Linked DNA regions of Homo sapiens: all the other regions are linked to region 1. The links are chromatin loops, found by intact Hi-C in ENCODE. Cell type or tissue: HCT116. All regions are shown on one strand.

Region 1 (4,000 bases):
CCTTGAGAAAAGAGACACTCAAGGTTTATCAAAGTTTTTGAAACTTTGATTTATGTTTTTGAATTGTAAATCCTCAGATCTCTTAGAATACTGATATTTTAGAAAGAATCCACATCATTTTATGCCTCCTCCAAACTGTCTACTTCATTCCACTGAAATGAAGTGAAATCCTAAGAGATAAAGTAATGCCAGAACTTTCTGGAAGTAACTATAAGAAGTTGAAGCTTATGTAACGTGTTTCCCAGTCATCAGGTCACTCTCTAGGCTGTTTACACTCTGGATCCCTTTCAGACCTCATGGAAGTTAATTTTAGTTTTATAGAAAGGACAGAGAAGCAGATTGCTGTCTTTGCAGAAACTGTCTCCGTTAAGCTTATGAGAGTCTTACCTTTCTGGTTTCCTGGGCATTACCAGAGAGAAGGAAGCACTGTTTGTCCTGAGAGAATCCTTTCTTGCATCTGCTTGCCTGGGTTTCAGTGGATGTGTGTGGGACAGCCCCAGGGGCAGCGGCTGTGAGCTTCCTCGACCCTCGGAGGGTCAGAGTCTGGTAGAAGAGACAGATTGCCACCACTAAGCCCACCAAGAAGGGTCGGGGGCAAAATCGCCGACGACAAGGGAACACTGGGCGACAGACCATGACCAGTTCAGCTTCACTTGGCCCCTGTCCACGTTGCGGGAAAAGTCATAGCAGCTATTTTTTGTCAGCATGAAAAATACTAATCTGTCTTCTTTTTCCCCAACTCCAATCAAGTTTGCTTCATCCCTGCTTAAGAATTTTCCAAAAGGTTGTGCCAAAGAATCATAGGTCCCGAAAGTCTGAGGCTTTTAATAAGAGCTCTTCCATGGATGACAGTCAAAAGTGGATGACCTGAGTTTAAAAAAAGACATCAAATAATAATAGTTGTAACGAATAACCTGAGTGTACCCCAGGCTGCCAAACTGTTGCTTCCAGCAATGCCTTATTCTCACATCTTTCAACTCACAGTAAAGGAGTCCGACTCTGCCTCAGCTTTGCAGGAAGAGAGAAAACAATACCAAAGTATATCTGGAGTCTGAAAACAGCATTGAAGAACGCAAAAGATTAAAACCCAAAGTGCCTGTTGCACAGCTGAACTCAGGCCAGGTTGCCTTAGCAGTTCCTCAATTTTCCTCCGGTTTTAAAGCAGTCTTGCTTTCAGCCTTTTGTATGCTTCCCTTCATTTAGTTTTAAATTCCCACTGTCCTGTAAGTATTCACGGCTTTTAACATAAAAAGGGCATACGCAATTTGAATGGACATGGTTACTGTCAGGGTTTTTGCTTGAATTTGTTTCATTCCGTCTCAAGTTCAAAGTTCTATGTACTTACTCAGTTTTCATCCTTTTAGCCAGGAAAAAAAAAGTTTCCATGATTTCCTAATGGATTGCTGATGAAAACCACTCGGAAGGAAACACCCAGTCGTATGACTCCAATTCATCTCACACACACACAGAGAGAGACACACACACACACGCACACAGACACATAAACACACGCGCGCGCGCCCGCTGCACGCCCGGCGGGAGCAGAGGACCTCGGCATCGCAGCCACCCGGGGCCGGGCAGAGCGGGGCGGAGCTAAGGCCGGGTTCCTCTGGCCCTGGGGGCTGCTGGAGCAGCGCTGTCAGCCCTGTGTCCGAAACCGTGGGCTTCCCCACTTTGGAAACAGCAGCTAGCATTTCCCCAAATGAGGCTGCCCACCCAGAGCTGCAGAATTTAGAAACGTATCTGATGTCTGATCCTCTGTGCAACTTCTTTTTCCTAATACAGAATTGGAAAAACAAATAGCCTTAGCCAATTGGTGACAAAGGTCGAGAATGAGACTAAAGTGAACTCCATGAGTGAATTGGGATATTCTTCACTCCAGGGAATTGTGGTTACTCTTCTGAGGATAAGAGGGTCACAAGTACTGTCTGGACCTCAGACAGCAAGCACCAGAATAACTCAGTCGTCTCTCTGTGTCTTAGTATGGAACTCAGATCACAGATGTTCTTATTACTCCTTTCCTGGACTAATTAATTGGGTCTTTCAATGATCTGATGCTTCATGGCCTGACATTTTGCTCCTAAAATGAGTCGATTATAGCAGGTGTTGGGGGTAACTTTTGCCCAGTAGATAAAGGTACACAGTGGGCTTTGTCCAGAATCAGCTCAGTCTAATTCTGTGCAGACCTTCGGGTGGACGCTGCTAATAGTGCAATTCTGCAAACCCCCTTCCACTTTTGCTGAGGCTGTCAAGGCGAAAGGAAATCAGTCCTTGCTTTGTGAACTCTGGATACCCAGGGCTGTCTTAGCGCATAGCAGGCATTATTTAAAGGCTCTGGACCTGAAGAGGTTTTCAAACTTGTTTCTAAGCCAAACTCTTGTGGGTTGAGGTTCTCCGTGAGGCCACACCCCTAGAGTGAGCCTCACCCAGAGGCACGCTGCTGTCAGCCCCTTGTATTTTGAGAGACGGAGCGCCCCCTAGGGGTGCCCAGCTAGCACAGATTCAGAGAAATGGGCATCTAGAGTTCCTTGCTTGTGAGAAAGAAACCCTTTTAACATCCTATAGAACAAATTAATTAACACATTACAGAAGAAATATTCACACGGAAGCTGGATTTATCCCAAGCCCTTGCATGTATCGCCTCCAGTGGCTTTAATATTATTTTATGTATAGGTTCAGAGTCCTTAATCTTATGACAAATGGGATAGAGAAAAATAAAGTGATGCTTCACTTTTAGAAGCCAAAAGAGTTTTAAGAGAAAATGGCTGAACAGTGGTGTTGTAGGACATATCGTTTTGGTGGATGCAATGTGATTTGAGAGATAATAAGAATTGTGAGATTTCTAAATTGGAATCCAGGGTGTGACAATGCTGTTACTGAGTGATAAGGAATAGGCAGACAGTTCTATTAAGTTCTGTTAAGGCAAGAAGTCTGAAAAACAGAGTTTGGGGAATCTAAAGAGTCATTCTTATGCTTTATTAAATTGTTGAGAACAAGGTACAGAAGAAAGTAAATCAGATGCTAAAATAAAATTGCCATTCGGTTGGGAGAAATGAAAGACAACAGTATTGAAAATTTTAAGATAATATAGCTAGACTTCAAATAATGGGAATTGGGAAGAAGGTGGAAAATTAGTATCCCAGAAATGATTCTAGTAGATTAAAGAACCCCATTTCCCATTTTAACCACTGAGTCCAAGGGAGTGGAAGAAAGCAGTAAGGAAATATTTGCAAGAGAGAGAAAAGAGGTAGCTTGAGAAGGTGCAAACAAGAGGTGGAAAGGAGATATAGCAGGAATTATCACCAAATAGACTAAGGCGATACACAAGCATCTGATTTTAGAGTAAACCCAATCTGGATATGATTCATGGCACTGCCTTTTATCAGCTGTTCTTAAACAAGTGGTTTGACCAAAGTCTCAGCTTTCCTCATTCGTGATATAAGGATACTAATGTTTCCTTTGAAGTGTTGTTGGTACAACTAGTTGAGATAATATATGGAAAGCAACTAAGCATTCTGTATTTGCTGGATAAATGAATGCTGAATGCATGTATGTTAAGGTTTGAATCCTGAGGCTGTGCTCCTTCCTCACTGAGTTTATGGGAGATGTGGTGTCAGACACGTAAAAAGATAATTATCAAATAATGAGTCCCGTGGAACATCTAGACACCAAAAGCAAACATGAGCTCTTAGTTCTCTTCCTTTCCCTCTTTGAGATAGAAGTGCACCCACCAGCAGATGCTGGTTTGGGAGGACAAGGGCAAGGGTGGCATGAAAGCAGCATGTGGAGACTCTACCTGAGAGGTATTTACACCTGAGCAGTAGGTTACACACATTCGAATGGAATGACAGAGCTTGAAGGAGTCAGAAGAGTGAATGAGGCCGGTTGCGATGTCGCTCACCTGTAATCCCAGCACTTTGGGAGGCCAAGGCGGGAGGATCACTTGAGCCCAGGAGTCTCAGACCAGCCTGGACAACATGGCGAAACTCCATCTCTGCAA
Region 2 (4,000 bases), 1.0 Mb before region 1:
CAAGGAGCAATGTGAAAAAGTGAACAACTAAGTTATCTCTTTTTCTTGACAATATATATGCAAGAACAGTAATAGAATTATCTTCTTCACGTAATTATGAAATAAACATTTTTATTACTATTTATTTCACGATTTTCCCAGGTCATTGTGTCTCCATATTCCAGGCAACTGAATTAAAAGGTTACTAAAATTTTATCCATTTTGTCCACATGATATGAAACATAATTAATAGTGCATTTTTATTTAAATGCAGGTTCCCAGGACTTGCAGGACTCTAGGTGCCTGAGTGCAGAGTCCAGTGTCCTTTAACCTGCAGTGGGGACTTTCTGGACCTACATCCAGATGAAGGTTTGTCAACTACACCCTAATCTATGGCCAACACTTCCCTACCAGAGCAAAGTTTAATACTGACATGCTCAGGCCACAAAGGGAATCTGTACTTTATTCGCATGCGCTGGTGGAGGGAGGCAGGGGTGGATCTTTTTGTAAGAAATGTTTTCTTACATCCCCAAAGTTCTGACCCAATCATGACTTCCCAGCTGTTATCTGAAAATTTTTTGGTGCAACAAAGAGGACTTGTATGTCCCCTACTCTACTTTTCCTGTGCTGATATAGCGTAATGGAAGACACAATATAAAATGTATCAGGGCACTGAGATTCTGGCACTATTCTACAACTGAAATCTTAAGAAAGGCCACACTAAATGATCTCCAGTTCATAAGTCATATGTATCTACTCTATAGTGTTATTGTTGGCAAAGTTATGATATCCATTTAATTAAATGTAACTTTAAACATAATTTAGTATAGCTTCTAATTTAAAATTTTTTTTTAAATTTAAAAATACTCAGCCTACCCCACCTTCACATAAAGTCTAAAAGTAATGGAGGAAAATAATATACAACCATTTGTAAGTTCTTACCTTGGAAATTAAATTATAATGTTACCCTATGTAAAACAACTGATCATATAGTTACCAAGTCTTGATAGCCATCTGTCAAAAATTCATGCTTGGTTTGGTCCTCTCCATCCAACTGCTGGTACAAAACTGCAAACTTCTCAATCATGGTATCATAAACGACTCGAGGTCTTTCCCATGTAACAAGAAGGCTGGTATAATTCTCTGGGTCAGCCTGAACATTTTCTGGTTCTGAACTACAAACTTCAGAGAGAAAAAAGTACAGTTGTTGATAGAACTTAGCCTTGAGGACTTGAATAAATAAAACATATTCTATAAAAATTTTATTGTGTTTTATTTCAATGTAAAGTAAAAAGTTACACTTTCCCACTGTGGAGCTTTTGCTTATTCCATTTCCTATATCTAAAATACTCTTTCCACCCCTCTTAACTCTATCTGTTCAAATCCCAGCTTTCCATTCTGGAAAGGTCTTGGTCAAATGCTACCTCCTTCATTACTCACATTAATCTCTACTGAAGTGATCTCTGTCATTGTCAATTGCCTATTTTATCATTATTACTGCATTATTTGCATACTTTCGTATTGTATTTTTCCTGAATGAATCTTGACTCCTCTAGTGGATTATAAACATAAGAACCATAGCTCTGTAGTTCTATATTGCCTAGAACATTGTTTTGAATATACCTGGCATACAGATTCATTTTTAGAAATAAATGAACAAAGAATATCTGCAAGCTCATGATGACTTAATTTCTCTTGTTTGGTACCTGAAAATATATTCAGTTCAGGATGAGGATAATTTCAATTATGAAAGACATACTATTATCGGAACATTTTGTTATTAGACAATCCTTGAACTAATTTAAAATTCCCAACCAGAGAAAACCAAAGAAAACCTAAAATTGCCATTTCAGTATTTTTCAGACGTGCTGACAAAAATCCCATTTTGTTATCATAAGTAAATTAAGAAAATAATTTTAGGGAATTAAGAGACTTGTTTGTCTCATCTGAAAAAGTAGTATTATGAAAAATCATTCAGAGACTTCTTAAAATGAATTCAGGCCCATGCTGGGAATCATGCCCCAAATTTAGTCCCATCAGAGAGTGCCCTGGTACTTTCCAAAATGCACTTATAATGTGATAGTTTGGACTAATTTGGAAAAGAAAAACTATAACATTTTATGATATTTTACTAACGAAGCAGAGTAATAAATATCTCTTCATGGGCCAGATTTGCAAAGCAGAGGGAGAGAAAGATCTCTCAGGCTGAATATTAATTAATATACTTACTTGTTTTCAGGTGACACCTGAAGTTACAAAGCCACTCAATGAGAGCATGCAGTAGACTTAGGTAAATCAGTCATCACTGATACAACAATTACAAGGACTCAAAAATATGTTAACAACTGCCGCCGATTGTGACCAAAATGACTTGTCTCTGCTAGTTTGCAGTTCACCTCATGAACACCGGAGGGCACCCACAACTAACAATTGGTCTTACAAATGGAAACAAATTTTACATATAATACTTAGTAGTCACAATTTTAGCATATGTACAATATGATAGCAATGGCATAGCATATGTACAGTATGCTAGCAGTGGTACAGAAATTATTTAGGAAATATGAATATATATATATACCTTTTACAAATAAATACATGTATAGCTTTATATCAGTTAGAAATTATTTTTCACTTCAAACCTTTGATGTTATTTTTTGTTTAGGGAGGGCTTAGGTTGGGGTGTTCCTTTAGAAATAAAAGAAAAATTATTTCATTGTCAAAAAACATGAATTCAGAATAAGAAAATATATTTTAATTTAGGTGTATACTACATGATGTTACTCTACTGAGTGAGACTTCTACTGATGTCCACCAGATGGCAGAAGACCTTCAAATTGTCTCAAGTGAGCTATTCACGTTTCTATCATTGGAGCAACAAGCTCGTTCTTGCTTCTAATGAATCCCAAGTTCACTTTTAGAAAAGTTGGAAGTGACTCTGGACAATATCATTTGTAGACTTCGTCCTCCAAAAATCAATTCCACTTTTTACAGAATGGGAATGATTTAAAGTGAACTATACACTTCAAGATGAAACTGTTTGGAAATGCATTAATTTTGGCTAACACGGTGAAACCCTGTCTCTACTAAAAATACAAAAAATTAGCCAGGCGTGGTGGCGGGCGCCTGTAATCCCAGCTACTCGGGAGGCTGAGGCAGGAGAATGGCGTGAACCCGGGATGCGGAGCTTGCAGTGAGCCCAGATTGCGCCACTGCACTCCAGCCGGGGCAACAGAGCAAGACTCCGTCTCAAAAAAAAAAAAAAAAAAAAAAAGAAATGCATTAATTTTATGCATACATACAAAGCATAACAATCTCTTAAGAAAAAAATAAAGGATTCATTGCAAAACATCCAAAGGACTACTGCCTAAGCAGCAGAAACGACTTTGGTTGGATGTCTATGTTTGTCTCGCCTTAGTAGTAGCAATCAGTAGACGTGTCAAAATTTATGAATCAACATTAATATAAAGTAGAGCTCCAAAAAGAAAGTTATATTTTCTTGCCCATAAGTTTTCACTTCTTTGTTCTCCTCCTTGTAAATCTGTAAGAGTTTGTTAGTTATTTGTTTAATAGCTTGAGTTTATATTTTAATTAGAAATTTACTTTTTAAATACCTGTGTTTATTGTTAATCAACAATATAGTTGTATGCTATCAAGCTTCAGGTAAATCTTTTATTTTAGATGTGGAGACACAGGCTCTTATGGTGAAAAAAACATACATACTTTAGAATGTTATTAACAGAAAAGCCTATATTTCTATATGTAGTTTATGATCTTGCCAAAGGGTTTCCTTTCTATAAGATAGAGCTGAATCTTTTAAATAACAATTTAGTTAATTCCATACACACTATTTGGTGTTCAAACCATGGAATGACCATAGAAGAAGTGATTAATAGACACTAAATTTCCCAGGTTTTGCATATATTTCCTATTGAAATCAGCCCAATTATCTTTGTTTTTTGTTTTGTGTTTTTTTTTTTTTTTTTTTTTTGAGACAGTCTCGCTCTGTCATCCAGGTTGG
Region 3 (4,000 bases), 560 kb before region 1:
TACATGTAATGGCTTTGCTCAATAAACACTAAATAAGAGTGTGTTTGTTTGTTTGTTTGTTTGTTTGTTTGTTTTTGAGATGGAGTCTCACTCTGTCACCCAGGCTGGAGTGCAGTGGCACCATCTCAGCTCACTGCAACCTCTACCTCCCAGGTTCAAGTGATTCTCCTGTCTCAACCTCCCAAGTAGCTGGGATTACAGGCACCTGACACCATGCCCAGCCAGTTTTTGTATTTTTAGTAGAGACGGGGTTTTGCCATGTTGGTCAGGCTGGTCTCAATCTCCTGACCTCAGGCGACCTCCCAAAGTGTTGGAATTACAGGCATGAGCCACTGCACCCGGCCATAAGAGTGTTTAAAAAAATTTAATTAGGAGGTCATTGGGCTGAGGTGATTCTAGCACCTTGGGTTCCTGTGTAAGCAAACTCAAACCCAATTCAGTATAAACGGTAAAATAAAACTTTAACTAACCCAGAAATCACCAACTAACCTCTAGCTAGGACTTTCCAGGGGAATGAGTTGAGCGAGGCTACCTCTCCCCAAATGTTTCCTTTGCCTTGCTCCCTCATTCACCTTATAAAAGTACCTTTGCCTTTATTGGAGTCCCCAAACCACTTGCAGTCTGGAAGTACCCAGATCCATGGATCACTAAATGCTCAAATAAAGTCTTTAATAGAGTTTTTAATGCTTTAATGTGCCTCAGTTTACCTTTCCACAAGTGCAAAATAAAATATTGGCCTACGTCAATGAGTTCATGGCTGTGCCACCTGTGCAGTCATATGGGGCCACTGTGCTCAGAAGGGCCCTGCATTTGATTTAAGATTCTTTTGTTGCCATCTTGAAATTCCTTAAAATTTTTGAACAAAGGGGCTTGCATTTTCATGGTGCATTGAGCACACCACTGCAAATTTTGTAGTTGGTTCTGATTGTGAATTCTACTGTGGTATTTGTGGAAAGAGCTTTTTGGTGTTTATCAACATTACTCTGTCAGAAAAATAAGAGTAAATGTTTATCAGATAAAGTCTTGTCATATTTCTTGATCATTAACTATTTAAGCTTGCTATGCAAATCGTATCTATACTGTCATTTGTGCTAAAACAGCAAACCACCAACAAATGCCTACATGCATAAGATGGCACTGCACTCAGCAACCTGTCTGAGAGATGGAACAAATTGAAGATTCCCAATGCTCAGGTGATTCCCTGCTGTTCCAGAAGCTCTTGATTACACATATGCTGAACTTGGTTTACAACAGATAGAGCTTATGTAAGGAGGAATTGAAGGCATTTTACACTTCTGTATATTTTTGTCTGAGGTAAATTTACATATTTTATACCAGTAACTCTTGGAGAAAAGGTGTCTGTGATATTAGAAGTCAAAACACTAAATGTTTTTACATTCAGCACCTCTAACCCTGATGTTTTTCAACTTATTCAAAGCCAACTTCATCCTCTTCTTCAATATTCTTTTCCTCTAATAGAAATATCATGTACACATATCAAGTCTGTTTTCCAAAAGAAAACATCTATTCTTTTGTTTTCGATAAGAAATTACTGCACCTCCAATTGAAATGTCAAATAGTCCTAAAGAATTAAGCAAAATGATTTTTCTTCTAATTTGCATGTTACAACATGAATTTTAGGTTAACTTGTAATCTCAAATGTATATTCTAACTTTCCATTAACTTCAGTTGGAAATGTATGCAAAATTTATTTGAAGAGAAAATGGCACCAGAGGTTGATAAACATTTCAAGGATAAAGGTACAATTAAAATGTTCAGTGAGATCCATATCTGCATTATTAAAATGATGTTACATGCACATCAAGGTTACACAGTGATTTTTCTTAGTATCTGAGGACAAACTTCATAGTGTAATAAGTGGAGGTTGTTCTACTGCCTATTTTCTGCAGAGTAAGTGTCTCCTGGGTTTACAAAGCATGAGTCAAATATTGATGCTATTGCTTGTATATCTCACCAGATGGCGCTAGGAGCATCTATAATAGCTGAACATCACACACTAGCGTACTGAAACGTCAGAATTTCCTTAAATTGAAGAATATTTCATTTCTGAAAGAAAAAAATATTTAAAATTACTTGTGAACAATTTTGTCTACCTATTTATACATAGACAAATTCACATCTCTCAAAGTTTTTTTAAAAATCACATAATTCCATTGGAAATAGTGTACTTTTTACCTTATTTAATCATTGCCATTTTTTCAGAACTGGTTTTCCTTCTTTGCTTAGGAACATCTCTGATGATTATTCTGCTCCTGTAGCATTCTGCCAAGCTGCAATGGCTGCATCTGTAGTACCATAAAAGCTTTTTCCCCAAAACATGTGTAAACATCTGCAGGAAAATTAGAAATTGTGGCTGATGGAAGGTAAAATGCCTTATCTAATGTCAGATAAACAAACATGCCTTATCTAATTACCACATTGAATCCAAGTTTTCAGCCTACATAATCAGGGGTCATTAAATTATAGTTTTTCTGACTCTAAGACTCATTATATGAAGCAACCGTTGAAGTGGGTTGGATAATTGTGGCTTCAAATAAATAAAGTGGAATCCTTTATTTTGCTGATGTTGGGAAACAGCTTCTAATTTCCAAACTCCTGGCCCTCTGTTAAATAGCTGAAATTTTTTAGTATACAATTTCCACTAGTGTATAGGAGAAATTTTTTTCCCTACCCACTTATTATTTCACGAAGATGTCAAGGTTATGGATAAAGTGAATATGCAACTAGACGTCCACAAGGCTGGAGTGGACTCTCCCTTAGTATGGGTAGAAGGGTAGAACTGAAACTCACAGACAGCCCGGAGGAGGACAGAGACAGACCTACACAGGTGAGTCCAGAGAGGTGTTCAAGAAGGCAATAAGAAGTTTAACAATTGCTTGAAGTTTGCAATTAGACCAGATGCACTCTCTCTCATAGGTGGCTCCAGGAACTTTTTTCACAATACCTTGAAGACAAATCTTTTGGGACACACATATGTCCTTATTTATTAGCACTCATTGATGTTTTGCACAGAACTGCCTTGTAAGAAGATCCTTCCTGATTAAATGTACCAAATAATTAAAATTTTATTTTGGTTTTCAACTTTGTTTTGATTCAACTCTTCATTTATCTCTCTATTTTGCTTAATCTGAATGCTGGTTTATGCAAAAATTTTCCAAACAGCATTGAGTTTGATTTCTGGGAAAAAAAATCTGAAATTTTGGAACGATAAGACATAATTTGTAACATTCAATAGGTTTTATACGAGTACAAGGCATAGATGTGTGTTTGTCTTAATGAGTTCTAAAATTCACAGAATATTAAAAATTCACAGAATGTTTACTAATTTCTGAAGAATTATCATCACTGAAGGCATGTAAGATGTTAGGAAAGCATAAAACTCTATCAGTTACTAGGTGTGTGATGCTGAGTGAGATATTAACACCACCAAGCCTCAGTTCCTTATCTCTAAAATGGAGATAATGCCTACCTCACCAGGTTGCTGAAAGGATCAAATAAATGTAAATGTCTAGCCCAAGTCTGTCACTTATTGGAAGATCAGCCAATATGATTTCCTTCCTTTCCTAAACTCTCCTGCTCAGTCAGAGTAACTGGGGTTTTCTTAAAAATGGAGAGGCATGCAGTAAGTAAGACATGTTTAAAAATAATAAAACAGCATTTATTTTGTAAATAGGCAAACTTGCTGTAACTGAGCAGTAAAAATTGCTTTTAAAAATGTGTAATTGCCTATCTCTGAAGTAGAAATTATCCACAGAATATATTATTATCTGTCAAAGTCTTGTTTGATGGTTCTTTATTGCTTTGTTTCTTTTACTTGTCTGGAAAGTAGAAAGAAAAGGGAATGCAACTCTCACTAGCACCCAATCACTGATGCCGCCCAGGGAATTATTCTCAGTACTGTTGAAGACAAAATGCATGAGACAATTGAGAAGGTGATATTATTCCAGCTAGTGCCATAGGGAGAGTCCCACAGATCAGA
Region 4 (4,000 bases), 94 kb before region 1:
ATACTCAGCATTTATGGGGTGCTCACTGTGCATTGTTCCAAGTACTTGAAATGTATTAACTCATTCTGTCCTCTTAGCAACCCTAGGAGACAGAGTCCTGATCATCCCTACATTGTAGACAGAAAGCTGAAGCACAGACTACAGTCCCATACCACCCTGAAAGTGCTCAATCTGGTCTGATTTCGGAAGTTAAGCAGGGTCGGGCTTGGTCAGTACTTAGATGGAAGAAAAGCGAAGCACAAAGAAGGTACAACTTGCCCAAGGACACTGGGATATCAAGTGGTCAGGACAGGATTTACACATACGCAGCCTGGCTCCATCTGTACCTCCCTGCTATCCTCCAGCACCTGTGCAATCAGGTCAAAGCAATTACTCATTCTGAAAACTATTTTCAACAACCATTAATTCCACAGAAATCACATATTTCCCATAAAATATAATTTGGCTCTACTTGCATTCATTAATTAACATTCCCAGATTGGTGCTATACAAACCAGCTTGGCAGCACAATCAGTGAATTCTAAAGACTATCATAAACCCTCCCAAGAAGACCAGAAGGACAGCTTCAAAAAGCTAGGACAACTAATTCTTGGCCCTTCCAAGTGCCCCATGTGGGAGGGGGTCACTATTATTCTGGAGGCCCAGAGCTAATGCTGGTGGTGGCTACACCCACATCTGACTCATCATGAATCCCAGGCATAAGACTGGACTGTAAGGTTTGCATTGGTAAATTTTCTATGCTGCCTAGAAAGGCTGTAGATGGTTTGCAGAGCTGAGTCTGGAGTAGGCACATCAGAAAAGAGGTAACAGAAAAGGGTAAGGAGGACCCTCAAGGAGGAGAGTGCCAGTGAGAGCTGAGGACTGGAGCTTCTGACTCTCCCAGGGCTGTTCATTCCCATCTGCTGTTGAATGCCCTATACAAACACTAAGACAAAGCAAGAGAAAGACAGACAGTCTTCTGCCTTCAGCACATTCACTTAACTTCTGCTTATGCATAAATATTATTATAAATAAGAAATTTAAAGGATCATTTTAGTTGATGAAAGAATAATAAATAATAATAGAATAGGTAAATTCAGTTTCTCATTAGGCCTAGCTGAAACAATTTTCTTTAAATAGCTCCTTTCTTATTTTCTTATTTATAAGACAGACTTAAAATACAGTATAGTGGTTCAAGTTTATCACAAAGTTATAGCATAATACTTTAGATATGGATATGCTGCTTTACAGCTGTGTAGCCCAGAGGTTCTTGAAGGCTTCATTTACTCATCTAAAAAAGGCATGAATATATCTATCTTACAGATGGTTATCCTATAGATGGTTTAAAGACAGAAGTGTATAAAGTGCCTGACATAGTGTCTGACATATAAGTTAAAAATTTAATGTCATCTCCTGCTTTATTTTAGGGTAATCTATCTATAAAATAATCCTGCAGCATAAAATCATAAAGCCCACCATAATTATCTAGAAAACAAACCAAAAACAAGTATTATGTTTTTTGATTATACTCAACCTCTTAATTGTACTTACTTGCCTATTTCTTTCTAAATCAGAATGCCTCAAAAAAGCACATTATATATTATTGTGACAGCTTTATGTTGAGGTAGAAAACAGAAAACCTCATTCAATTGCTTTCTGCAAATCAATCCATGGATATCCAGAGTAATATAGACATAATCTCTTATATATTATTTTCATAGACTCATAATATTCTTTTATAAAGCATTTTCATAACTCTATAAGGAAAGAATGGTCAGTTTAATTATTTCCATTTTACAAGTCTAGAAAAGCAGCTCAAATGGGCTAAGGACTTTTCCCAAAGTTGCATGACTATATTTAGCAGCTAGGTGGAACTGGAATTAGGTTGCTGCAAGCCTGGGCCATAGGATTCCTGATTTCTGCCATCACTGTAAATTCCTTCCTTTAGGGTTAAAATTCATATCAAAACATACATACATACATTCTCATAGATGCTCAGAAATAGGTGGGGCAAAATGCGCCATGAAAAGGCCCTCTCAGCTAATGTGGATGAATTAACTGCTATAGAGGGTTGAAAGAAGGAAGTGTATAAAGTGCCTGACACAGTGTTTGACATACGATAAGTTCAACAAATTAATGTTCTCTCCTGTTATTATTTTAGGGTAACATCTATAAAATAATCCTGCAGCATAAATCATAAAGCCCACCATAATTATCTACACAACAAGCCAAAAGCGAGTACTAATTATGCTTGTTGACTGTACTCAATCTCTAAGTTGCACTTACTTGCCTATTTTTCTAAATCAGAGTACCTCCTTTTGGGCAAAAGTTGGCCTTCTCAAATGCAACACATTTGCTTGTGAAATGAGTATCAACACTGGGATTGCACAGCTGCTCTAACCCTATGATGTTAATGAAAGTGACGCAGAAGAAAAGAGAAAGTTCCATATTTCACCATTAGATGGTGCTAGGAGAAGTGGAAAGAAAATGGTCTTAAAAGTTATTGATGCAATGAATCACAGGATTTGAATGGGGTTTTCTATATAATAGAGTTCATGCTTCTCTCCCAGAAAGGAGCACACCCAACCCATCAAAGAGTAAAACATCTTCCAAAGCTACCCTATTTATTCAGTTAATTATACTTCTGCCAGACATGTTCCTTTCTAACCACAACTTCAAATGCAAATGAAAGACTCTAAGATTCTATTAAGGAAAACGAATGTATTGCACTTCGTTTATAGTTTGCTGCAACTCTCATTTTGAGTCTTTATCAATATATTTTTCAACAGGATGTGTCAGATTGGAAGAGGCTAGACGCCTGTGACAATGCATTTATCCTACTAATATTAATTATGGTTAAAATGAAAAGTAAATTCAAGAGACTAGTCATAACGAGCATCACCTTTCCATGAGTAACATGTTATATACCATACAATTTATGGAGTTCTGTGCATTTCAGCTAATGCATCACTTTGGTGGGCTTTTATTTTCTAATATTGATGATATGTTGCAAATCAGAAATCAGTGCATAGCCCTGGACTTCTGTGAAAATAAATGAAAACAGCCTTGAGCACTGCAAACTTACTATTTTTCTTTTATAACACTTGTAAGTTTCTTGTTGCTCAATATCTGTCTCTACCACCAGAAGGAGACTGGAAGAGTGATCATCTTGAAGTTCAAAACAGTATATCCCCCAACACCAAACTCTCTCCCTCCCTCTCAATCTCTTTCTCTCTGGGTATATGTATGTGTGTGTGTGTGTGTGTAAAATGAAGGTTTTTAAAATGCATAAGTAAATAATACAAATTACAGTACAGTATAGTTCTCTTTCACTTATTGGTTTTATTCACAAAGCAGGTATGTAAATTTTAGGGTGAATTTTCTCCACCTCAGCAGCGAACTCCTGGAACTTGATTGTACTCTGTACCCTTAACTCAGTCTTCATAATCCCCAGGCAGAGCCCCTGATGGCTTCAAAATAAAAAGTTTGACCACTTCTGCAAAAAAATTCTCATTATTTTGAAGCAAGCAATGTGTTTTAGAAATCTGATCCAGGTTTCAGATTAACTCCTAATATTTCTGTTGCAAACATAATGGTTCAGGAAGAATTTATTGGGGCAAATATCATATCACAATCACTGGGCGATGTATTAGTTGAGGAAGATCCAAACAATTGTAATATACTTTATTTTATAGTATACTTTATTCTCACAGGCTATATAGTGAGACATGGAATATGTCTACACACAACTAAGAATAAACTATTGATTAATAGACTCAGGCTAGGTGAACAGGATAACCAAATCTGCAAAGTAAAAATATGGTATACTACTCAGTGTTTATTATGTAATGCAAAGAAATCCAATATCAATTGCTTGAAGTTCATGTGTTAGCCAGCTGTTTTGGTATTATACAGACACACTGCTACACATCTATGTTTACCATCTACGTGAGTAAACGGGCCTGCTGGAGGGATTTAGATCAAAAAACTGAATATCTTTCTTTTCACTTCTTCAGTTTTG
Region 5 (4,000 bases), 120 kb before region 1:
TTTTCTTTCCTGCATATCCAGTGCTATAGATCTAATGCTGGTGATTTATTTCTCTCTCCTTTAAAGTAAAAATGCAATTGGATATTTGCTTATTACTCAGCCTGAAAGGATGTAATCATCGTCCTATTCATGTTGTAAAATCACATTTCTTTAACAGTAACTCCTTGAAGGCATGAAAATGAAATATATTTCCTTAGCATAATGTTTTTCTTCTGTGACTTCTGAGTTTAAAGTAATGATTTCTCTGTGTGTGATTTGAACAAATATTCTTCATGTAGATAATCTGAGTAATCAAGCACATAGAAAAATTCTTATACCTTTCAAATATATCTGAAAAAATTTCTAGTAGAAGTTATTCAGAAGTTATTCTACTAGAAATTTCTACCAAAGCATCAGTTTGGAACAGTATGTTTTTTAAACAGATTGATGAGGCTATGGTACCTGGAACTGTTAGATTCCGGAAAACTAGAGACCAAATAAGAAGAAGCTGATGTAGAGGGGAAACATAGTGCATATGAATACGGATATATATGTAAATAAAGGGATGCTTGGAATTTCCTCTCCTGTTTGAAGTCCCTTTCTCTAAATTTTAAAGACTTGCTTCATCGAGCTTCTAAGAACTGCTTTTACAGGCTAGGAATAGGGAGTGAAAGGACAAATTGTTTTGAGACAAAGAAGACAGAGTGATGTGTATAGGAATGCTCTGTGTCAGCCAGTGACGCAATGAGAGAATGACCGCCCTATAGGCAGACGCTCCATAGAGATCTAACAAAAGCAATGAAATACGTCTTTATGTTGCAGAAGGTAGAGAATACAAAATATATCTGAAGAGTCCTGGGAGAGAATCCATTTCTGCTGCCTCAGTAGCACTCAGAGAAATAAAACACAAATTTTCAGTTCTATATCATAATATCAGGTCATTTAGATAATTTAAAGGAATTCCAGTTAACAGCAGATTTGAGGCTCAGGTTGTAATCAAATAGAAGTAACACAAAAGATTCATGGGTACAGTAGTGCAGTCTTACATGTTAAGTATAAAATGCCAGCTCTAACTGTACAGTAATTTTAAAACTGGTATTGTGTAGTAAGTTTAAAACTATGTGTTGCAAAATCTTTTTTGTTGTTGTTGTTTTTCCAAGGAAAAAAGTTTAGGTCTTAATTTTTGGGCAATGGGACAGGGTGGTGTTTTTGAGCTTGTGGTGACTGGCTTAGACTAGAGTTTTATGGAAATCAGTCCAACATCCCTGACATATTTTGTATGATCTACACATAAGACAGTATAGCATGTTTATAAGTCATTTCTTCTAAGTCAGTATTCCATATTCCATAAAAATATCCTATATTTGTGTACTTTGCATATTTATACCACTCTCAAGTAAATTCCTTGAGGAGAAAGAGCTCTAGAAAATATCATTGAATTTCCTTATATGAAAAAAACATTACAAAATGTACATTTCTTCACTTAAATGTATACTCACAAGTTTATGACTAATAGGCTTAACTTTTCCATAGAAAAAAATTAAGATTATTATATTTTATGATATGAATTTGAGCTGGAAGAATGAATTTTCTTAACATATAGTCATCTGAGGGATATCATTCTTTAATAGCACTGCATATTAAATTTTACAAAGTGTTCTTAAGTGAAAAAACAATGTCCAGTGGCTGGCAAATGCTGAAATCATTCCAAATAATTGTGTGGCCTAGGTAATTTAAATTGTAGTGAGGAATTATCATCATTCGCAATCTACTTAAAAGCACAGCTTTCTTACTGTAAGTATGGGTTATAAAATAACTTTTTTAAAATAAATATGTTTAATCCAATGGGGGAAAAATGCTCCATGCTTTGCTAAGCATTTTTGCCTTTTTTCCTCTTGCCATTGGACAGCTCAGACTATTTGTACAATAGCAAAAAAGACCACTAGGGGGCAATACAGTAATTGTTTTGCTCCATCTCACTGCTATGTAGGCTTCCTTAGTGAAAAAAGATTGCTGTTTCTTCTAAATTTGAAACCACATTTTAATATATGGAAGGAAAAAGGCTGTATTTCATTTTAAACTTACAATGAATAAATCACATAAGACAAATGCAAGTCAGATTTTCTCCTGAAGGGAGCAAAAGCCTGTCTTCCTTCAGCAGACAAATCAGTTTTACCTAGTTGGCACATTTGAGGATATTTTATATTTAGAATTTGTCAGCCTTTGAGACAGATCTCAAGGAATAAAGGATATTGTTAATAAAAATCTCAAAAATGATATACATTTAATAAGTTTCAAAACGTACTGGTAAAAACTTACTTTTTTTCTATACCCAAAGTAAAAGTGTAAAAATCATTTAACTTCCCCACTGAGTAAATATTCTGTAATAAACTTAAGCATTAAAGCGATTAATTTTTGGAGACAATTACTGCCATTATTTTCACTGTTATTACTTTGCACCCACATACCACTTTGTAAAGGAGTTATTTTTATTACTAATTATTCTTTTCAGCAATTTGATGAGTGGAGTCTCTATTCTAATTCATTTCTCTCTCCCTGAATCGGCTGAATATTAGCTACTATGCCAGGCACTGAAGATTTGTTTCCTACATAAATAAAGAATAAGCAAACTCTCTTCTTTTAAGGATTTCAAAAAGATTTAGGCAAGTAGATTTTTCCTCTTGGTTTTTGTTCTCCTGTTTGCTGACTTCATGTGATTTTTTCCTTCCAATATATTTTCCTGTCATCAGAAGATATTTAACATTACCACAGTGATGAAAAAGTTAAGCCTTGTTGTTAAAGTCTTAGGGATAAAGATTTATAAAATTAAATTCAATAACTCTCTAGGTGTCTGTACAGAAATGAAAACATTTAGGAAGATTGCAGGGAGTTTTGCCTTAATTCATGGTCCATTTCCCAAAGATCCATCTTAACAATCCTTTCTTGCATGAGGGTAGTGAAGAAAGGGAATACAGCTGTTCTGTCTTCGAACATCTCTACGGCTTAGCTGGCTCATCTATTAAAGAAATAATAAGAAACTAAAAAATTAAGATGGTGCTGCTCTCTATGGACGCTTAAAGTGCTTTGAAAGATTGCTTACACTAGACCTCTTTTCCCAGGCTTGGTTTTTACTCTAAACACTTGTTTATTTTATAAACTTGTTATCGGCAAGGTGTAACAGAAATCAGAGTGACATTACTGTGCTGGGCAACGGCAGAAAGAGGAAGAGCCCGCAGAGATTAATTTTTAAGAGCTTCTGTGAAGTTCACGGGCAATACACTTCCAGGATCCAGTTCAGAGAAACAACACTTGCTCTTTTCAAGTCCATAACTGGGTCCCATCCTCATCCCAGCATATACCTTCCCTTGATGGCTCCAGGGAGAAGCAGGCTGTGAACAGGACAGGTGAAGGGGAGGAGCTGAGAAGGGAAACATACATTCTATCCTCCAAAGTACTATTGAGGAACTTTTCCATCTTTCAAGCATCCAGAAGGAGGGAAGAAGGAATGAACTTACCTCACCTGATTTCACACTGAAATCCCTGAGTATTAGCTTACCTCCATTTTTCTGGATATATAATTAACACTTGCCTACTGATTTTCTAGTATTAAAGGCAATAATAATTAGCAAATTTATTCATTAGTGTTAGGTTTTACCTTTACACTGTCATAATACATTATATATATATATGTAGGCATATATACACATATATGTGTATACCTATATAAAGCATTATATAGCATCTACCTATATAAAGCATTATGTTAGTTAATTATATTTGCATATGTCTATGCGTTCATTACCCTAGTTCAGAAGGGAAAATATGCCTGAATTAACAATGATGGAATATGTAAATCCATAATACTATCTTCTGTTGTAGAACCTGCTCTTAAATCATATTTTCCCCAAATGGCAGTTTTTAATAAGTTATTATTAATGAGGTACCTTTAATTAAAATAAGGATGATAGACAACGATTCACTGATAAACATTTTTGAGCATCTGCCATGCGCCAGGAACTCT
Region 6 (4,000 bases), 110 kb before region 1:
ATTGTAAACAATGTGGGGAAGTAAGGATGGTAAGTGTCTTGATAAAGTTTTGTTTTGTTTTTGAGGAAAAAAAAAACCAAAAAAGGGAACAAGTGATTATTTCAACTAAAACTAAAAATCTACATTGTGATAATGGGATTTGGGGACATGGTACAGAGACCAAAAGAGTCTTGAGAAGGCAAGGTTGGGAAGCAGATAGAGATATTGAAAAGTCTAAGAAATCATAGGAAAACATAAACAATGAGTGCATGTTTTAAATTAACAGTGACCACTGTATGTTATATAGGTAAAGAATGTACAACTTTTAAACTTACAGAAGAATATGTAAGCTTTTCAGTGAAAAAGCAAAGTTTAAGAGGAGAAAAAGAAAGCATACTAAATAAAAAAATAAGATGGCAGAAATAAATTCTAAAATTTGCTCATGCCTTCTTCTTGAGGTGGAAGATTTTCCAAAATTCAAAATTCAGTTTATGAAGGTAAATTCTGAAAAAAATCAAGTTCAGTCATTTTCTAATCTGTTCAAACTATGAGGGACCCTATGCATTCTTTCCATTTCTATTTCCTCTTTTTGGTATGCAGAACAATAAAATACTGTAAAATCAAAATTTCTTTCAAATTTATCAAACATATTGTCACTAGATCTCATTTTCAGCCAAGTTGACCTGAGCTACCTTTTATAACTTATTAAACTTTTTGGGATTATTATTGAGTTCTTCCCTGAAATCTTCCCTATTATCCTTTATGTCATAGCTTGCTATATTAGGCACACTTGAGAGCTTTATTTTTCACTCAGCAAATATTCCATATTGACTGGTGTGATGAACTAGCATTATGCTTCCTAAGGGTGAAGCAAAAAGCACAAAGGCAAAATTGTATTTTCATTTGTTGCCTTGACTATATTTTTCTTGAATAAGTGAAAAATTAAGAAAAACAGAGTATAGCTGTGAACTAGCTCTGTAATAAGTAGATCAAAGAATTGAACTATCATGATGAATTGAGAAAAAAGAATGTAGCCTTTGTGATCCCTAGTGAATTAAGCTGCTTCCAGTTCATTTTTAAACCTGCACCTATTAAGTGAAAATCTTTTCTTGCGGCAATAAAAAAGATGTGATCCTTGTTCAATGGGATTTGATAACCATAAAGGTGGGAAAATGGCAGCCCAACTCACTTTACTTTACTTCAGTGTACTTACGTGAAATAATAGCTTCAACCGAGAGCTTACCTTGACAGTGAAGCGTTTTTTCTTTGGTGGATTCCAAACTGTGCCCGTCGAATGAATGAATGCACGCAAAGGGGTTAAGGACGTCACCAACACATACGCTTTAAGAATCACAGATAGATCTTCGGCTCGAAAGATTGTTTCATGTGGAGCAAGGACTGTCGTTTCATTCCTAAAAAAAAAAAAAAACATAGTTAGCGCTCCATAATGTAGGGTTGAGTACATAATTTGTAAATTACCTACAAGCTTTGTAAACTGCTTCTATCCTTTGTAGGACGCCAGCCCTCAGTGTGTGGGTTTCCTTGAACAATTTCAGTTGCTTATTAGCATCACCACCAGGTGGTGGAGAGGTACAGCGAGAAGGAGTCAAATTGGTAATAGTTCCCCACTCTGGCAGATTTAATCAAAGTATTTTTAAAAAGTAAAAAAGGTGGCTGAGCGTAGTGACTTATGCCTATAATCCCAGCACTTTGGGAGGCCGAGACAGGCGGATCATGAGCTCAGGAGTTGGAGACCAGGCTGGCCAACAGGGTGAAACCCTGTCTCTACTAAAAATACAAAAATTAGCTGGGCATGGTGGCATGGGCCTGTAGTCCCAGCTACTTGGGAGGCTGAGGCAGGAGAATCACTTGAACCTGGGAGGCGCAGGTTGCACTGAGCTGAGATTGCATCATTGCACTTCAGCTTGGGCAACAGAGCAAGACTTTGTCTCAAATAAATAAATTAATTAATTTAATTAAATAAAAAGGTGGAAAGGTAGTATGTAGAATAAAGTTGAATTTAAAAAATAAATATATAAATTAGTTACAGTACCCGTGACCTCAGATGCATGATACCATTGCAACAAAAGTGATATAAATTACAGTTTGGGTGAAACTTTCTAAAAGCTTCTACCTCTGCCTACCTTTGCTCTATTTTTTCTTCTCTAGAAAAAAATGTTAAGTTTTTAAATAGTGGACAGGTCACCAAGAATATGCGAAAATACTTTCCCCACTAGTTCAATCTTACCTAATGTCCCTACTCCCAGATAATGAAGAGTTAACTTAAGGGATGAAATATTAAAAAATTAAAAAAATTAAAAAAACACCTCAGGCTACTAAGGAAAAGTAACACCAGTTTAATATTTTGTAATGAAACAAATATGCTTTCATCATAAATGATACCAAAATGTATAATTATTTGCTTTTCTACATCATATTTCTAAATGTTAAATATCTAAGTTTGATCAATGAAAGGACTGTGCTTTTATACATATATATTTATATATATATTTATATATATATTATTTATATATTTATATATATTTTTATATATTTTTATATATATATATTTATATATATTTTTATATATTTTTATATATATATATTTGAGACAAGGTCTTGCTGTCACTCAGGCTGGAGTGAAGTGGTGCAATCACAGCTCACTGCAGCCTCCACTTCGAGGGCTCAGTTGGTTCTCCTGCCTCAGCCTCTTGAGTAGCTGAGACCACAGGCATGCACCACTGTGCCTGGCTAATTTTTCTATTTTTTGTATAGATGGATTCTCACTATGTTGCTCAGGCTGGTCTTGAACTACTGGGCTTAAATAATCCTCCTGCCTTGACCTCCCAAAGCACTGGGATCCCAGGCATGAGCCACTGCACCTGGCCTACTTTAAACTTTAAAATTCTAGGTTGGCACAAGATGCATATGATTCTTCAATAAATACTATTAACTGTTTAAATACTACTTAATAATTATAAAATTAGATGAGGCAAACTTATTTGTGTCTTGGGTAAGATAATTAAAACCTCTTAATTTTTAACTATAATTTATCTACATTATAAAATCCTTTCCCTGGAGAAAACTTGGATAACTTGATACACAGCAGATGCTTTCTTAGATGCTAAGAGCCATAAAAAAAATAGCAGAAAAAAAATGCATCCAGCCATATTCATAGTCTAAGGCAAAGTCATTTGAGTATAAAATGGAAGTTAAAATTTTATAGTTTTGCATTGTCAAGGTTTTAAATTCAATTTCCTTTAATGTAACTTATTAGATAAGAGTCCAATTTACCCAAATGTTTATTTTCTGGCAGGACAGGTTTGAATTAATCTAGGAGAAAGTCAATGATGGCATTCTTTATTTAAAAAGGATAGCTGAAAATTTATGTAAGAGAAACTAATAATTCACACATGTGAACCCCCCATATCTGTTCTGTGCTTTTCTCTTGTTAGCTGTCTCCTACAATGCATGCTGGTTATAACAATTCAAAATGATTAGCTTACAGCTGTTCACGACTCCAGTCCCCTGGTTTCCACACACGTGGCTTCACTGTTTTTAAAAGGTGACTCGAAGTACTCGGCTTTAATTGCATTCCCTGATCCAGACACACAGAGGGACTCACTGGAAGTTGCAGTTCTGAAAAGATTCAAGAGAGCAGAAGACAGTCATTTTATTGTTTCTTTCTGGAACTGCTTTGAAAATAGAGTATGCTGTATTAAACTGCAGGGTACATGAGAAATATGCAACCATTTTTCTCCCCATTCTGAATCAAAAATGGATCCACTAAGTATGAATGCATATTTAGAGAGGCCTTTGTTTGCCATATGTTCTCTTACTACAGAGGAGGAAAACAACTGTAATAATTGATTTCATTTTCTTGCTCAGAAGGGGAGGTAGATACAATGTCTCTAACTGTCCAACATCAAGCTGATCTATCCTACAAAGCTAAGGGATGCATTCTCAATGAGGGGGTGGTGGCTGCAAGAGCAGACTTTTGTTTGTCATGAGAATATTACAT
Region 7 (4,000 bases), 350 kb before region 1:
CATTTCATATTCACAAAACCCTCAATTCTTTAAAACATTTCCAGGCAAATAAATGTGATCTGCCTACTTTGTTCAAATTTTAAGCTCCCAAAGTTTACGAGAAAAAGCTCAATCAGTGCTGGGTAATAACAAAACATAACTGTCCAAAGAACACTAAAAACATAACAATGTATGTTTCCATGTTTAAGCTGATCAGCCTTCTTTACAGTCATCACTTAGTGACTTAAAGCTGTTTCTCCCCTGGATCATGACTGAGGAGCCGATTTTTTCTTTTATTAGTCACTTCAGACATCATGTAAGATGTTGCCAATTTGCACAGCATGAGGGACAAAGTAGACGCTCATCAAATACTTATTGAGTAATTGGTCCAGCTCACTTGAACACTTTTATCTCATCCTCTGTTGGTAAACTGAATCAAGAGGGAGTAATAAAAACCACCTTCTTAAACACATGTCACTGCTAAGAGGTTAATGGTATTGTTTTGAGCCGGCTGGGCTCTCTCTTTCAACTCCTCAGTTTTAGCCCCGTCCACAATAGTGTTACTCTATGAAAGTTATGCACTACAACACGATGAAGGATAAAAAGAGAGACTGATTTTCAAATTCAATTACATCACCTGCTGAATTTGTATTGAAATTATAGAAAGATTTCCCTCCTAGAAAATTAGCCCTTTTGAATACATACATGGAATTTATAATTTTTCAGTGATGACAATTTAAACTTTGAATTGTAAGTGTCCCTAACAATAAACATAATAAAAGAAATAATATCTTTATTATATATGATACATATTATTTTTGTATCCTCGAACATCTATAGAGGTATATACATATTCTTAGAATATCTATGGGCATATATACACACATATATATGCATATATATACTGTATTCTAGGACAGAAAGATAAATGAACTTCAAGGAAAAAAATATCAATAACCTGACCTGGAATTTCAAAGATTATACCCCCATAATATTCCAAGGAAAGAACTTGGACAATCTGGAATTAGAATAAAGCAGTGTAATCACCACTCAGGACTGATGAAATGCAAAATTCAAGGACAGATACACACACACACACACACACACACACACACACACACACACACACAAAGTTTAATTCTACAGAATTAGAATTCTGCTTCTCAGAGCATATTTTAATAAATATTTTACCTGATTTAGTTTTAGAGGAAGATATTTGTTGCACATAATAGCTAGTTAATAAGCAGGTACTTATGATTTCAATTTTACAGAAAAATAAAGTCTGATTAAGACGTTTATCTTACATAAGGAAAGCTGGTGATAAATAATATAAGGTATTTATATGCAGCAGGATAATTTTAGTAGAATAGGGAAAAATAAAAGTGGAAAATGCAAGTATATTTAAGGAAATTGCATGAACACTCCCCCAGAAAGTGTATTCTGGAGATTTTCCTCCAGGATTCTTAATTAATGTTAAATAGCCATTGTGAATTACAGCAATATCACCATAATTTTCTGTTAACAGGAACATAAGAGAATAGCAAAGGAATGAGTGCTGTGTGGTTATGAGAAAATTCCTTTCTCTACTCTAGTTGAGTTGTTAAGGTTTATAACGATATTAACAGAGGAATGTTTTGTTAACTATTGCAAACAGATGTGCACATTTTGGTGGAATATTTTTAAACTATGTCAGAGCAATCAGGAGGGTAGCATTTAATCTACTGGATTCCTTGTGTAAATTTTGGTTTGATAAATTTCTAATGAAGTGAAATAGGAAAGATGCATCATTAATACTTAATGTAAACATAGAAACCGCTTGAGAAGTGGTTTAAGAACTGATTGGTTCCACAATTTTGACTCAGAGGTAATGTGGCAGTTGGCGATTGTTTTTCAGTAAATTACGTTGTCCGAATTTTACAAAAATGGCCAGAAAATTGTTGTGGAACGTTTTGTGACTAACATTTCATTTTCTCAACTATCAGATGATCTAAGTTTTTATAAAAACTGCGACACGAGGTTGGATGGGTGTATGTAGGATTCCTGTTCCTCTGACCCGTTTTGTCCCTTTCTGTCCAAAAATATATTCGAACCTACTGAAAAGCAAAACACTATGTGTTGTTCAACTACTTATAAATATTCTTGGAATAGGTCAATGAAAATTTGGGATTGAGCCCTTCCCACTTTGTTGAGTTACTCATCATAAAACAAATTATGGGGTAGGGAAACTTAAAAGTTTGTGAGGTGGACATGGGAAGAATGGAAATATTTTAAGCACACCAAAAGAAATACCCATAAATATTCCAAGTCACATTATTCCCAGAAGTTCTGCCCCTGGAAGACATCACATCATTCCGTTAGCCAATCATCATTCGGCAACATTATTCTTGGAGTCATAAGTTTAGGAATGGTGTCAGAAACCAAGTGGGAATCAGAGTATTTAAGGTTAGCGGTTAGAAAATCATCTATCCTGCTCACAGTACTACTAAGCGCCAGTACCCACATTTCTCTGAACACTTTCCTACATTTTGAGTTTGTGATTTTGAGGCTAAGAAAATCAACTCAATTGAATACAGACCTGGATTTTATTCAGAAGAATATGCCTATTAGATTAAAATCCTAATTGCCAATGTTGAAAAAATTGAGTTGATTGCTCATCCATGTTAGATAATAACCAGGAAACCTCTTTTATGGTGTTGTTGGTTTTGTTTTTGTTTTTGTTTTTTTGCCAGCAACAGAAAGAAAAATACAAAACTCTGTTGAATTATAATACCTCAAGAGAAAATAAAAACAACAACAAAAACACCAGCATAGTACCTACCAAATAACCAGGAAAATGTTTTCTAATATTTTAAGATTTCATCTAAATGTGAAACAATGTGAACCAAAAATGAACAATGTGAAAAAAATGATTCAGGAGAGAAAACTCAGAGATTTACACAAAATGTACATATATGCATAAATTGAATTGTTTTCAAGCTAGTTAGAATAATAGCAAGAACCTAGGTAATGTTAGAAAATTATTTTTTGCCAATAAAAATGGATTTAAATTAATGGTGAATAGGAAGTATGTTTTTAATAAAATCAGGATATAAATAATAGTTTAAGATTAGCATTAACAGTTACAGAGAGGAACATTACTACCTAATTTGAAAAACACACAATATAAAATAAAACCAAATAGCTGCCGAATGTTACTAATAAAAATATATTTTAGAATGCTTTAGGGTTTTTTGTAAGTCCCAAGATGATTTTATTTAAGAGAATCAATCATAACGTGAGTTTTTGTGTTCTGAATTTCTAGTTTATTAAAAATCTCTACCAAATTTACTTAAAGAATGGCCAAAGAAGATTTAAGGTCTGTTGATAACAAACACTCGTTTATTTGTTTTCTTGTTTTAAAAATATATTAATTTGAATAATCTTATCTCTAGGTTTAACTCTAGAGTTTTAAGAACATATCCTAATTACATTTAACCTTTTCAAAATTAATATGCTAGAAATAATAAAAATTCCCTTATTGGATAATATTTAAATTGAAGCAACATCTCAGTCATTTATTTTTTTAAATGTAAAACCTTAAGAGGCATGTGCATGACTATGGTGTTGGGCAAGAGTTATTCTAGTGAAATAAAATAACTTTTACAATTTTATAAACAAAAATACAAAAAGCTTACATAGCTATTTACTGACATTCCTACTTTCTATTTTGCTATTTTGAATTAAATATTTAAATTGAATTAAAATTAAAATTTGAATTTGAAGTGTTACAGTGATATATTTACCGACTTTTCTGTTTTTGTATTTTAAATGGACAAAGTAAAGAAAACTGGGAGTAACTTGTAACTATTCTAAATGCGTTCCATTTATTCATTTTCCAAAAATGGAAAACAAACGCAACATATACTTTTAAGATTACTAAGAGATATTGCAATTTGTTTTATTTATTTCAAAAGAATGTGACAGATTGCAATGATTACTTTGGGACCTTTATAAGTTATTGAATATTTACAAGAATATATGA

The links. Hi-C counts contacts between places; a loop is a spot of excess contacts. Peaks named below come from ENCODE experiments on the same cell type or tissue, not always from the same donor. Only the 100,000 strongest peaks of a DNase experiment are listed, where the experiment ranks them.
Region 2: it touches region 1 in a loop (8-fold over the local background); 8 of 110 quality-filtered maps call a loop at or near these places.
Region 3: it touches region 1 in a loop (2.7-fold over the local background); 18 of 110 quality-filtered maps call a loop at or near these places.
Region 4: it touches region 1 in a loop (5-fold over the local background); 106 of 110 quality-filtered maps call a loop at or near these places.
Region 5: it touches region 1 in a loop (5-fold over the local background); 70 of 110 quality-filtered maps call a loop at or near these places.
Region 6: it touches region 1 in a loop (12-fold over the local background); 98 of 110 quality-filtered maps call a loop at or near these places.
Region 7: it touches region 1 in a loop (3-fold over the local background); 11 of 110 quality-filtered maps call a loop at or near these places.

Annotation. Positions count from the first base shown.
Region 1 is chr7:120,986,258-120,990,257 of GRCh38, reverse strand. CPED1 (cadherin like and PC-esterase domain containing 1) reads right to left here and starts at 1,547. Exons shown (of 23, transcript NM_024913.5): 1 at 1,346-1,547; 2 at 388-867. The coding sequence starts at 636. RefSeq lists an enhancer at 2,292-2,371. In HCT116, a CTCF peak has its summit at 2,479 (motif pointing left); DNase peaks (open chromatin) are centred at 1,849 and 2,437; H3K4me3 peaks cover 1,888 bases.
Region 2 is chr7:121,993,543-121,997,542 of GRCh38, reverse strand. It overlaps PTPRZ1 (protein tyrosine phosphatase receptor type Z1), which reads right to left. Exons shown (of 30, transcript NM_002851.3): 9 at 977-1,161. Among named protein-coding and RNA genes, the nearest start is that of PTPRZ1, 120 kb to the right of the region's middle. In HCT116, a CTCF peak has its summit at 2,385 (motif pointing right); DNase peaks (open chromatin) are centred at 2,382 and 2,822.
Region 3 is chr7:121,545,673-121,549,672 of GRCh38, reverse strand. No RefSeq gene overlaps it. Among named protein-coding and RNA genes, the nearest start is that of FAM3C, 150 kb to the right of the region's middle. In HCT116, a CTCF peak has its summit at 1,976 (motif pointing right); a DNase peak (open chromatin) is centred at 1,982; H3K4me3 peaks cover 258 bases; H3K27ac peaks cover 1,867 bases.
Region 4 is chr7:121,079,956-121,083,955 of GRCh38, reverse strand. All of the region lies in intron 5 of CPED1 (cadherin like and PC-esterase domain containing 1), which reads right to left. It also overlaps the pseudogene RNA5SP241. Among named protein-coding and RNA genes, the nearest start is that of CPED1, 93 kb to the right of the region's middle. In HCT116, a CTCF peak has its summit at 2,444 (motif pointing right); a DNase peak (open chromatin) is centred at 2,405; H3K4me3 peaks cover 732 bases.
Region 5 is chr7:121,106,034-121,110,033 of GRCh38, reverse strand. The region is part of intron 7 of CPED1 (cadherin like and PC-esterase domain containing 1); the gene reads right to left. Among named protein-coding and RNA genes, the nearest start is that of CPED1, 120 kb to the right of the region's middle. RefSeq lists a silencer at 1,960-2,009. In HCT116, a CTCF peak has its summit at 1,941 (motif pointing right); a DNase peak (open chromatin) is centred at 1,953.
Region 6 is chr7:121,097,317-121,101,316 of GRCh38, reverse strand. CPED1 (cadherin like and PC-esterase domain containing 1) reads right to left here. Exons shown (of 23, transcript NM_024913.5): 6 at 3,486-3,618; 7 at 1,223-1,391. Among named protein-coding and RNA genes, the nearest start is that of CPED1, 110 kb to the right of the region's middle. In HCT116, a CTCF peak has its summit at 1,528 (motif pointing right); no DNase peak of the experiment used is centred here.
Region 7 is chr7:121,333,096-121,337,095 of GRCh38, reverse strand. All of the region lies in intron 3 of WNT16 (Wnt family member 16), which reads right to left. Among named protein-coding and RNA genes, the nearest start is that of WNT16, 6.1 kb to the right of the region's middle. In HCT116, no CTCF peak of the experiment used is centred here; no DNase peak of the experiment used is centred here; H3K27ac peaks cover 2,514 bases.